Regions from separate parts of the Mus musculus genome. Here region 2 is linked to region 1. Evidence: chromatin loops called from intact Hi-C (ENCODE). Cell type or tissue: left cerebral cortex. All regions are shown on one strand. Links, peaks and the distances in the headings refer to the core of each region. The heading gives the core; the rest is flanking DNA. Region 1 holds the start of Zfp113 (zinc finger protein 113). Region 2 has its middle 14 kb from the start of Pilrb2.

Region 1 (5,373 bases), core at 75-5,074:
AGAACATCCCTCCATGGCCTCTGCATCGGCTCCTGCTTCCTGACCTGCTTGAGTTCCAGTCCTGACCTCCTTTGGTGATGAACAGCAATGTGGAAGTGTAAGCTGAATAAACCCTTTCCTCCCCAACTTACTTCTTGGTCATGATGTTTGTGCAGGAATAGAAACCCTGACTAAGACACCCTGCCTCGAAAAACAAAACAAGCTGGGTGTGGTGGGGCACACCTTTAATCCCAGCACTTGGGAGGCAGAGGCAGGAGGATTTCTGAGTTCGAGGCCAGCCTAGTCTACAGAGTGAGTTCCAGGACAGCCAGGGCTACACAGAGAAACCCTGTCTCGAAAAACAAACAAACAAACAAACAAACAAACAAACAAAACGAATGAAAGAAAGAAAAACAAAACAATAATAGTGTATAGAAGAACACCTTTGTTTTTTACTCTATTTTGAGTGTGTAAGTGTGTGTGTATGTGTGTGTATAATGTGCATACCCCAGCATAGGTCAGAGGACAGCTAGAGTTTCAGAATGATACCCTGTTTAATTAATTAATTGACTAAGTAAAAGAGTCTATTGGAACATGTTAGGCTTGGGCTTAGGACTAGTCAGGCTATACTGACTTGCAGAGCCTCTTTCTTCATCCTCACAGCTTCTGCAAAAAATAAAAAATAAACTCTGACCAGTCTGCAATCCTCACTTCCCCTAAGGCGGTGCACCAAACCCCAGCAATCGGCGGTTACAGGCGGCACATCTCATATGATAGACACGCATTAGCTAAAGAAACAAACTTTTCCTCTTTCCCTTGGAGCTAGAGTCATAGGTGGTTGTGAGTGTACAGACATGGGTACTGGGAAATGAACTCCAGTCCTGGAATAAGAGTGCGTGCCTCTATCGTGTACTATTGACTAGTCATTCATGACATGGAATGGGGTTACCTACCTCTCTAAAACCTGTAAGATGCAATAGTACTCCTTACTCCTGTTAGTCTCCCGGCCTGAAATCTCTTCACAACTTCCAGCACAATCTCTGTAGCATTAATAATGCTTAAAATAAATTGTTTACCCCCAAACCACAATATGTCTCAGGGTACCTCTTGAACCCCAAATGTGAGCCTTTATAGGAAGCTCATTTTAAATATGTGTTTGTTAATTATTATCATTTGTTTTGAGACCGAGTTTTAGTGTGCAATTGAGGCTGGCCTCAAACTTTTGACTATCTTTCTGTTTCAGGCTCTAAAGTACTGCAATTACAGATGTGTACCCCACGTCAGGCTCGTAAGTGCAGAATCACTTATGTGTCTCATGTAGCCCAAGCTGGCTTTGAACTCAGTATGTACTGAAGAACGAACTTGAGTCCTTGATCTTCCTGCCACCACCTCCCAAATGCTAGGAATACAGTACTGTACCATATTGTCTGGTTTATGCACCATTGGGGATGGGGACCCAGGGCTTCAGCCAGGCTAGTCAAGCAATCTAAAAGCAAAGCTGTGGGCTGGAGAGATGGCTCAGTGGTTAAGAGCACTGACTGCTCTTTCGAAGATCCTGAGTTCAAATCCCAGCAACCACATGGTGGCTCACAACCATCTGTAATGAGATCTGACGCCCTCTTCTGGGGCATCTGAAGACAGCTACAGTGTACTTAGATATAATAATAATAATAAGTAAATCTTTAAAAAAAAAAAAAGTACTGGCTGCTCTTCCAGAGGACCCAGATTCCATGCACTCATATGGCCACTCATTACCGTAACTCCAGTTCCAGAAGATGTGATGGCTTCATCTGACCTATATCTGAATCAGGTGTGTGTGTATGTGTGTGTGTATGCAGGAGAAAAACACTCATTAAAATACTAAATCTTCAAATAAATATTAAATCTATTAAAATAATTTTTTGTCTTGCTTTTTTTGAGACAGGGTTTCTCTATGTAGCCCTGGCTGTCTGGAACTCACTCTGTGACCAGCCTGGCCTCGAACTCAGAAATCTACCTGCCTCTGTCTCCCAAGTGCTGGGATTAAAGGCGTGCACCACCACTGCCTGGTTAAAATAAATCTTTTAAAAACTGAGTGCTGAGTGCTTTAAAAAAAAACCCATGGTGCTATTTTGGATATAATATCATTAGCACCAACATAAATTCCAAATTTTAAAAATATAACTATTATACTTATCAAGCAGTGGAGAAATCATGTTAAAAAGGTAATCCTTTTTTCTACTATAAGAAGTTTTGAAATAAAATATTTTCTTAATTAGTGAGAATGTTCAAAATAATTAAAGAAAAATTGATGAGTAAAAAAAAAAAAACAAAAAAACAAAAAAAAAAAAAAAACAAAAACGGGGGCTGGAGACATGGCTCAGTGGTTAAGAGCACTGACTGCTCTTCCGGAGGTCCTGTGTTCAAATCCCAGCAACCACATGGTGGCTCAAAACCATCTGTAACAAGACCTGACTCCCTCTTCTGGTATCTGAAGACAGCTACAGTGTACTTACATATAATAAATAAAATAAATCTTAAAAAAAAAAAAACCAGAAAAACAAAACAAAAACCAAAACCCATGGTGCACTTTTATTTATTTATTTTTTTGTTTGTTTGTTTTGTTTTGTATCATAGGCCAGGCTGGCCTCACAGAGATCTGCCTGACTGTGCTTCCCCAGCGCTGGGATTAAAGGCGTGCGCCATCACGACCAGCCAATGGTGCACATTTATATTAAAGGATTCTTCAAGTTTCATATATTTGCTATGGAGGTGATGGTGTACTCTCTCTCTTGCTATGGAGGTGATGGTGTACTCTCTCTCTCAGAGCCACTAGAACTTGTGCCCTGAATTTCCTGGACCTCCAACTTCTTCAGCTTACGCATCGTCCCTTCCCAACCTGGCCAGCAAGTGGCGCAGTCTGGTGCCCTTGTTTCCCAGCACCATCGAGAACAGCACCATCAGCGTACCATCGAGAGATGAAGACCTCCCATTTTCCTAGAGAGAGCAAGTGGGCATTTGTTGTCCTGGGTGGTGAGAAAGGACGACCCGGAAACGATATGGGGAGGGGCAGTTTCCGTTCTTTGTTCTGTTCTCCGTTGTGTGGGTCTGTAACAGGGTCCAACAGGACCTGTTTCGTGTCCGGCCCCCTAAGTCTTACGTCCCTGTCCCCAGGGTGAGTGGGGCCATCTCCCGGACTCGCGGTGAGGTGGAAGTTGTGGTCTCCGGGGAAGGGGGTTGGTGTTCACACGTCCGCGGCCCGCCGGGGTTCTGGGCCCACCTTCCTCCTGCAGTCGCTGTCCAGCTCCGCAACCCTAGCTGCAGGCGCGCAGCGTGATCCCGGGTGTCGCGTAATGGGACTCCGGGTCTGCTTTTGTGTCTCTTACCGTCCCCAGCCCCAGTGTTTAAAATTCCTAGCGTCGCTACGGAGGTCTCCCTCTCTTTAAAACAACTGATGACAGATTGCCACCCTAACTTGGTACTCTCAGCACACCGATTTCTGTGTGAGGGCAGGAGAAGGAAGTTTTTCCTTAATTGGATCGGAAAACCAGACAGTAGTTCTGGGTCGCAGTGAGAACTAGGGCTTGGGAGGAGGTGCGAACTCGGGTCCTCCGTAACCTCACCAAGATCTCATGTCCTATGGCTATGAATAGGGTTTTTTTGTTTTGTTTTTTGTTTTTTTTTTTAAGCTTACTGACTGATACCTTTTCGTGGACATGCTGGGGCCGGCTCCCTGCAGAAGTGGCCGAGTATGTCCAGTGCATTAGCTGGCTAAAACATTGAGAACCTAGTTGAACACAGAGAACCTTAGTCCATTTCAGCTCTCTTAGGGTGTACTGAAAAGACAGTATGTGATGGTCTTTGCTGGTAGTTCCTAGCACATTCCTTTACCCTCCGTACTTCTTAAGTACCTATATTAGACATAAACTGAACCCGATTTCCCCATTTTGACCCCTTAATCATACAGAACTGGTAGAACCTAAAACAGAAATTCTCAACCTTCCTCATGCTATGACCTTTTAATGCAGTTTCTCATGTGATGACCCCCAACCGTAAAGTTATTATTGTCACTACTTCATAACCGTATTTTTTTTGCTACTGATAAGAACAGTAATGTAAATATCTGTGTTTTCCAATAGTCTTAGGTAACCCCTGTGAAAGAGTCATTCAACTTTCAAAGGGGTCACGACCTACAAGTTTGAGAAACAATGACCTAATGTGAATTTCCAGGAATTAGCCAAATTGGCTTGCTCACATCTAATCCCAGCACAGAGGCAAATGAAGCAAGGCCAACTTGTCCTATACAGTGAATTCCAAGCTAGTCTGGGCTATAGCCTGATTCTTACCCAATAAAGAAAGACCAAACCAAACAAACAAAAACCTCAGAACTGCACAAAAGGTGCTAAGTTTCCAGTCATCGCTACCTTAATCCTATAGTGAGTTACTCCAAAGAAAGAGGAAAGGATCCAGGAGGCGAAGCCTCTCTTGACCTGTGCTTACAGCCAGGTGGTCTTTAATCCCAGCACTCGGGAGGCAGAGGCAGGCAGATTTCTGAGTTCGAGGCCATCCTGGTCTACAAAGTGAGTTCCAGGACGGCCAGGGCTATACAGAGAAACCCTGTCTCCAAAAAACCAAAAAAAACCCCAAATCAACAGGGCAAGAGAAAGGCCCTGCCCACACCTGGATGGTTTTACTCTGTAGTTTGTTGTTTTCGAGACAGCTCTCTCTCCCCGTAGCCCTGGCTGTCCTTGAACTCTCTATGCACACTAGGCAGGCTTTAAACTCTGATCTGTCTACTTCTCTGCCTAAGTGCTGGGATCGAAGGCGTGCATCATCATGCCCAGCTTTTAAGCTGTGTGTGTGCATGCCTGTTTCTCTGAGGTAGAGACTAAGTTGGCACCATCCTGTCTCAGCCTCGTAGGTGATAGAATTTCAGGCCTGTGCCACCTATGCCAAGTGGTTCACCTTTTTTGTTGTTGTTTCAAGACAATTTTTCTCTGTAGCCCTGGCTGTCCTGGAACCTCTGTAGACCAGGGTGGCCTCCAACTTACTGCCTGCCTCTGCCTCCCGAGTGCTGAGGTTAAAGGTGTGCAGCACTACCACCCAGCAAAATATTTTAACGGTATACTTTTTTAAAAATTTATTTATTTTTTAAAATTTTAAATGTATAGGTGAATTGCCTGCATGTATGTCTGTCCACCACTTGCATGCTGTGCCTGGTGCCTGAGAGGCCAGACGAGGATATCATGTGGTTGCTGGGAATGAAACTTTGTTCCTCTGGAAGTACAGCCAGTACTCTAAACCACTGAGCCATGTCTCCAGTCCTTTTGCATAACCTTTTTGTTGTTGTTGTTTGTTGTTTTTTCCAGATGTTGTAAGTTGCAATGTAGGTGCTAGGAATTGAACCTGGGTCTC
Region 2 (5,373 bases), core at 102-5,101, 270 kb after region 1:
GGATCTCAATGGAGATACCTGGACTCCAGAGAGTAGAGCTGGTTAGTTGGCCCCAAAGGTATTTTCTCTATTGGATCCTGCAGAATTCTCTGGGAAGGACAGGGAGAATCTGAAGTCACTGTGAGAGACAGTGACAGAGGACAGTTGGAAAGGACAACACAGAGCACCCTGATTCTTCATCAATATGCAGGGGTGGGACACAAAGCAGGACTGTCCCTATGACTGGTGAGACAGGAAAGCAAGGGAAAGGTTGGGCTGGGCTCCCTCTGAGGGATGAGCTCAGAGATGCTTGGCAGGCTCCTCTAGCAGACTCCTGTCCACTTAAAACCCACTGTCCCCTCCTATGTTTAATTCTTTGCTAGTGAGAAAGATGCAAACATGCATGCAAACAAGCGGCTGACAGCAGAAGAAGCAGGATCCAAGCCATAGCCAGAGACCCTCCAGGAAGCAAGATCAGCAGAGCCATCAGGAAGTCAAGGATGCCCTGTATAGGGACATAGGGGTGCTCAGGAGTCCAGAGAGAACCAGGGAAATGTGAGACAGATCCCCAGCTTTCACATGTGGAGGGCTGAGTCAGGGCCGGTCCTCTCCATCTCCACCTCCTTGTGCCCAGCAACTTGGCTTCTTGTTTTCTGATGTTGCAGAAGATCTTCCCTTGTGGTCACTGACAACATAACTGGGCTCTGGGCCCAGCTCTCATTGTTGGCTGGGAGACATGGATTAGACCTTGGCATGACTGGTTCTCCTCTCTTCTACCTTTACCTTTTGCCTTATCTACTCTTTTCCATTTCCTAAGTAGCTTGTAATCTCTGTCTTCTTTCTTCTATATTTCCTTTTTTCCTTCCCTCCACATCCTCAATCTGTTTCTTATTATGTCTCCCACCATGCTGCATGCCCAAGTCTCTCTAAGAATCTCACATAATGAAGTTGTCAGTCTCTAAACCACTTCAGACACAATGAGGAAGGTGGTGATGAGCAAACACATGAAGTCACCAGCGCTAGCATAGAGACACCCTTACCCTGATTCCCCTTCACCCTTCCTGCCCCATCTACTCTTGGGCATTTTCTTGAGTTTTAGGGACCCTTCACAGTGCCCAGGCTGAACCAAGACCTGGTGGACTCTCTCTGCCTTGCCCTGCTCCCTGTGGCACAGTCTCCAACAACCCTGGGCTTCTTGGACAGTGACTCTAAGGCTTTTCCAGTCTCAAAAGGAGCCTTTCTAACTCCCCTCACCCTCACACTAACACACGCTAAAGAGGAAAACAAGGATCAGAGAAGTCCTGGTACATGTCACATGACAGCCACATGACTCATTGACTGGATTTAGTCATATTGAGTTCTTGGAGTCTTCCATTCCACATAGAGACTTCAGTCGACCTGCTCAGCACAGACTCTGAGGAGGCTCTTTCCACAAAGCCCTTGAGTGACTCCCTCTAGTTATGGTCACACCAGATTCTTTGGACTAAGCGAGAGAAGATGTCTCAGAGCATCCATGTGTCATTCAAGATATGAGGACTGGGACAAGGCTGACACTGGACACAGCTGGCTTTGAACTTGGGTGGAGACATGAGTGGTGGTGGGGGAGAGGCTGTAGTGTCCTCAGTACAGTTCTAAGGAGGTTCATCCCACCCTTGCCCAGGACATGGTGCCATAAGCTCCCTGAGAGGCAGGATTCATGATTGTATCAGAGGAAGTGGCTCCATTCTCCCTGAGTGACTTGTGCAGAGGCATCTTCCCATTTCCTTAGCTTTCCTGGCATTGATTGCCTAGTTCATGCTTCACTGTAGCTGGCTATCAGCCTGCCCTCTCCCATCTCTGTTTCTCTGCCTTCCTCACAGTCCTCATGGTCCTCAGATCCCTTGACCTGAGCCAGACACAATCTCTCATGGTCTGAGGACATATCCATAGTACCCTTAAAGACACTAAGGCACAGAGCCTTTGGGATTCATTGGCCCTACATGGAAGGTCTAGTGCTATGGTCTCTTTCAAAAAGAGTTGGTGTGTGTGTGTATTTAAGTTTCATCTCAAGTAGCCCAAGGTGGTCCTTGAACGTTTTATATAGCCAAAAATGACCATGAATGACTACAGATCCTCCTGACTGAATTTCCCATGAGCAGGGATTACAGGTGAGCATCATCATGCCCCTTTATCTCCTGTTGGATATAAAATATTTGGTTCTATGCCTGCCAGGAAAGCTCTACCACATGAAGCAAATTCTTAGGTGCAGTTAGGTCTGAGAGGATGTCCTCCTGGTCATGAGCCCTCACCTCCAGATTTCATCTGCCTTTCCTTTACTCTCAAGGGCCTCTAGTTAAACAGTGACTCAATTGCTAATTCACCCAAGAAGGGACTGAACGTGACAAGACTGTCATATGTCATTTTCTTAACCTCAGCATTTTTACACAACAGACCCTGGTGAGCTCTACAGGATTCCAGCTGTCCCTTGTGTCCTGCTCCACTGCTGCCACCTGCTGGCTTCTTAATCCAAATTCACGTGCTCTCTTCTGGTTTCATGTTTTGGACTTAATTGAATTCCTATTTGAACCCTTCTGTGAGAAGAAACAAATATATCTCTCTGAGTTTGAAGTTAACCTGGTCTATTTATCTAGTTTCAGGGCAGCAAGCACTACATACTAAAAATTGTCTCATCCTAGACGTAACCAAACCGAACAAACAAACAAGCAAAAAACAAGAAAAATAAAACCAAAAAAACAAACAAAACCACAGAAAATCAAAACGAAAAAAAAAAAAAAAAAGTCAAAATGCCAAGAAACCAAGCAAAGAAACCTCAGGTTGACAGTCAAGTAGAATGGTGTCCCTAATCATAATGCCTGAGGTTGTCAACTGGACTCCATCCATATGAGCACACTTATTTATATATGCGTGCACCTGAGCATGCACAAGGGCACACACACTCACAAAACACACTCTTTCTCTTTCTCTTTCTCTTTCTCTTTCTCTTTCTCTTTCTCTTTCTCTTTCTCTTTCTCTTTCTCTTTCTCTTTCTCTTTCTCTCTCTCTCTCTCTCTCTCTCTCTCTCTCTCTCTCTCTCTCTCTCACACACACACACACACACACACACAGAAAGAGAGAGAGGGGGGGGGAACCATACAAGGCACCTTTAACAGTTGATCACCTTCCATGACTTGACCCAGTCTTCATCTTCCCTGAGCCTCCCTCAGACCACACTCAGTGACTCTTCAGATTCTAGTTCCTGACCATCCACAGCATTCAGATTCTCTGCTTTTTATGCCCAAATTGGTCATCCTATGGCAATGGTGAGAGAGAACAGGCTTAAGGCATCCTATTTCTCTCTGAACCCTTCCATTCGAGAAACATTCCCTGTTGGGAACTAAAAAGGGGGCCCTGGGAAAGGGGGGAGCCCACATCCCACCAGAGTTTTCCCTATCCTCTGGTCTGTCAGGCATGGGAGAGCTGCCATACACTTTCCACTCAGCCCTGGGTGGGCATTCCTCTATCCCATTCTTCAGGGGGTGGCCAAGGGGCAGCCCTACCTGGGATTCCTGGAGCTACCTTGCTAAAACCCCGGGGTTATAGGAGAGAGGGATGAGGGAAGAGGTTCCCAACACCTGCGAAAGTGCACGCAGCAGATCTTGACTGGAGCACAGGAAGGCCTTCTAATGGGAGATTCGAAACAGCTCATTAGGAGAAAGCCTGTTCCCATCCTCCAAGCATAGTGGGCCTTGATGAGCAGAGACACTCTATGGTTTTAGAGCTTTATTATAGAAATGCAGGTGGAAAGAGAGGAGAGAGAGAGAGAGAGAGAGAGAGAGAGAGAGAGAGAGAGAGGAGAAGGAGAAGGAGAAGGAGAAGGAGAAGGAGAAGGAGAAGGAGAAGGAGAAGGAGAAGGAGAAGGAGAAGGAGAAGGAGAAGAAGAAGAAGAAGAAGAAGAAGAAGAAGAAGAAGAAGAAGAAGAAGAAGAAGAAGAAGAAGAAGAAGAAGAAGAGGAGGAGGAGGAGGAGGAGGAGGAGGAGGAGGAGGAGGAGGAGGAAGAGGAGGAGGAAGAGGAGGAGGAAGAGGAGGAGGAAGAGGAGGAGGAGGGAGAGGAGAGGAGAGGAGAGGAGAGGAGAGGAGAGGAGAGGAGAGGAGAGGAGAGGAGAGGAGAGGAGAGGAGAGGAGAAGACAAAGAGAAAGGAGAGAGGGTAAGAGTGAGGAATAAGAAGACAAGTAAGAGAGTGAGAAGTAAGAGAGCAAGCAGGGGCTGAACAGCCCTTTTATGGTCTTTACTGTTGCTAGGTAACTGGGAGGAGCTTAGCCTGAAGGTCAGAAGCTTGGGCCATTGCCTACATGACTACTGACCATGCTTTTCTTGTGAGGGCTGTGGGCGGCAGTAACTTAGACAGGAGCCAGAGTTCCAGGAGCATGAGGGAATGCCTACAGTGTCATGTAGGTGAATTATGGCTTTGGGGTTCAGACCTCAGCTCAACTAGAGACCAGCCTGTCTTTGCAGAGCCCAATGCCCCACAATTCCTCAGATAAGACATGCTGCAGGCTCTGTGTTCCCTGACCCAGCAGATAACCTCATGGATGAAAAGTATCCCTCTGTTCTCCATTTCTGTCACACCACTTACCAAACATTCCTTGATTTCTCTTCCCTAGTGACAACACACAGACCCCAACAGAACCTCCAAGTAACCTACCCAGACTGTGGCCTGAAGAGAGTGGAGGAGTTGCTAGAGAGGATGGTAGAAGGATGCCAGCTGTTGGTGCAGACAGGATGCTCAGGCTGCAGCTTTATAATAGCACAGTTGCCCTGCTGTTTCTCACTAGGATGACATCATCATCTTCATCTCCCTCATCTGCTTTATGCCTCAGCATGAGCATCCCCTGTCCTCCTGCCCAGAGAAAGCCCCAGAAAGAGACTCTATACTGAGTTCTAAAGGCCCAGTGAGTGGGACTTGGGTACCAGGCCAAGTTCCTCTAGAGGACGTCTGCCAACTTCTGCTGATAACCAAGGACAAAGCTATTTACATGTGTGTCATCAAGTTTGTGGTCACAGAAAGAGAGAAACTTGCCCTTCCCTCCTCAGTATTAGGTATGTAGCTTAAAACAAAACAAATCAAAACCCCAAAACTATTAATAAGCAGGCATGGTAGTCACGACTTCATCCTATTTCGTAAGATGCAACACCAGGGGTGCCACTGAATTAGAGGACAGCCATGGTCTACAGAGCAAGTTCCAGAACAATCCGGTCTAGATCGTAGAGAGAACCCTCTCTCAGAAACAGAATCTCACACAACACGTAGTGAACAACAACAAAAACCTAAAGTCTTGATAGTCACATTGCTCTTACTTTAACTCTGAAGAGGAAACTCCTATCATCTTCAAGTTCCCCATCCCCAACAGAAAGGG

The links. Peaks named below come from ENCODE experiments on the same cell type or tissue, not always from the same donor. Only the 100,000 strongest peaks of a DNase experiment are listed, where the experiment ranks them.
Region 2: it touches region 1 in a loop (5-fold over the local background); 7 of 42 quality-filtered maps call a loop at or near these places.

What each region holds. Positions count from the first base shown.
Region 1 is chr5:138,153,390-138,158,762 of GRCm38, reverse strand. It overlaps Zfp113 (zinc finger protein 113), which reads left to right and starts at 3,019. Exons shown (of 5, transcript NM_019747.4): 1 at 3,019-3,133. In left cerebral cortex, for the core only: a CTCF peak has its summit at 2,866 (motif pointing right); a DNase peak (open chromatin) is centred at 2,953; H3K4me3 peaks cover 1,246 bases; H3K27ac peaks cover 922 bases.
Region 2 is chr5:137,883,164-137,888,536 of GRCm38, reverse strand. It overlaps the pseudogene Gm3103. Among named protein-coding and RNA genes, the nearest start is that of Pilrb2, 14 kb to the right of the region's middle. In left cerebral cortex, for the core only: a CTCF peak has its summit at 2,481 (motif pointing left); a DNase peak (open chromatin) is centred at 2,458.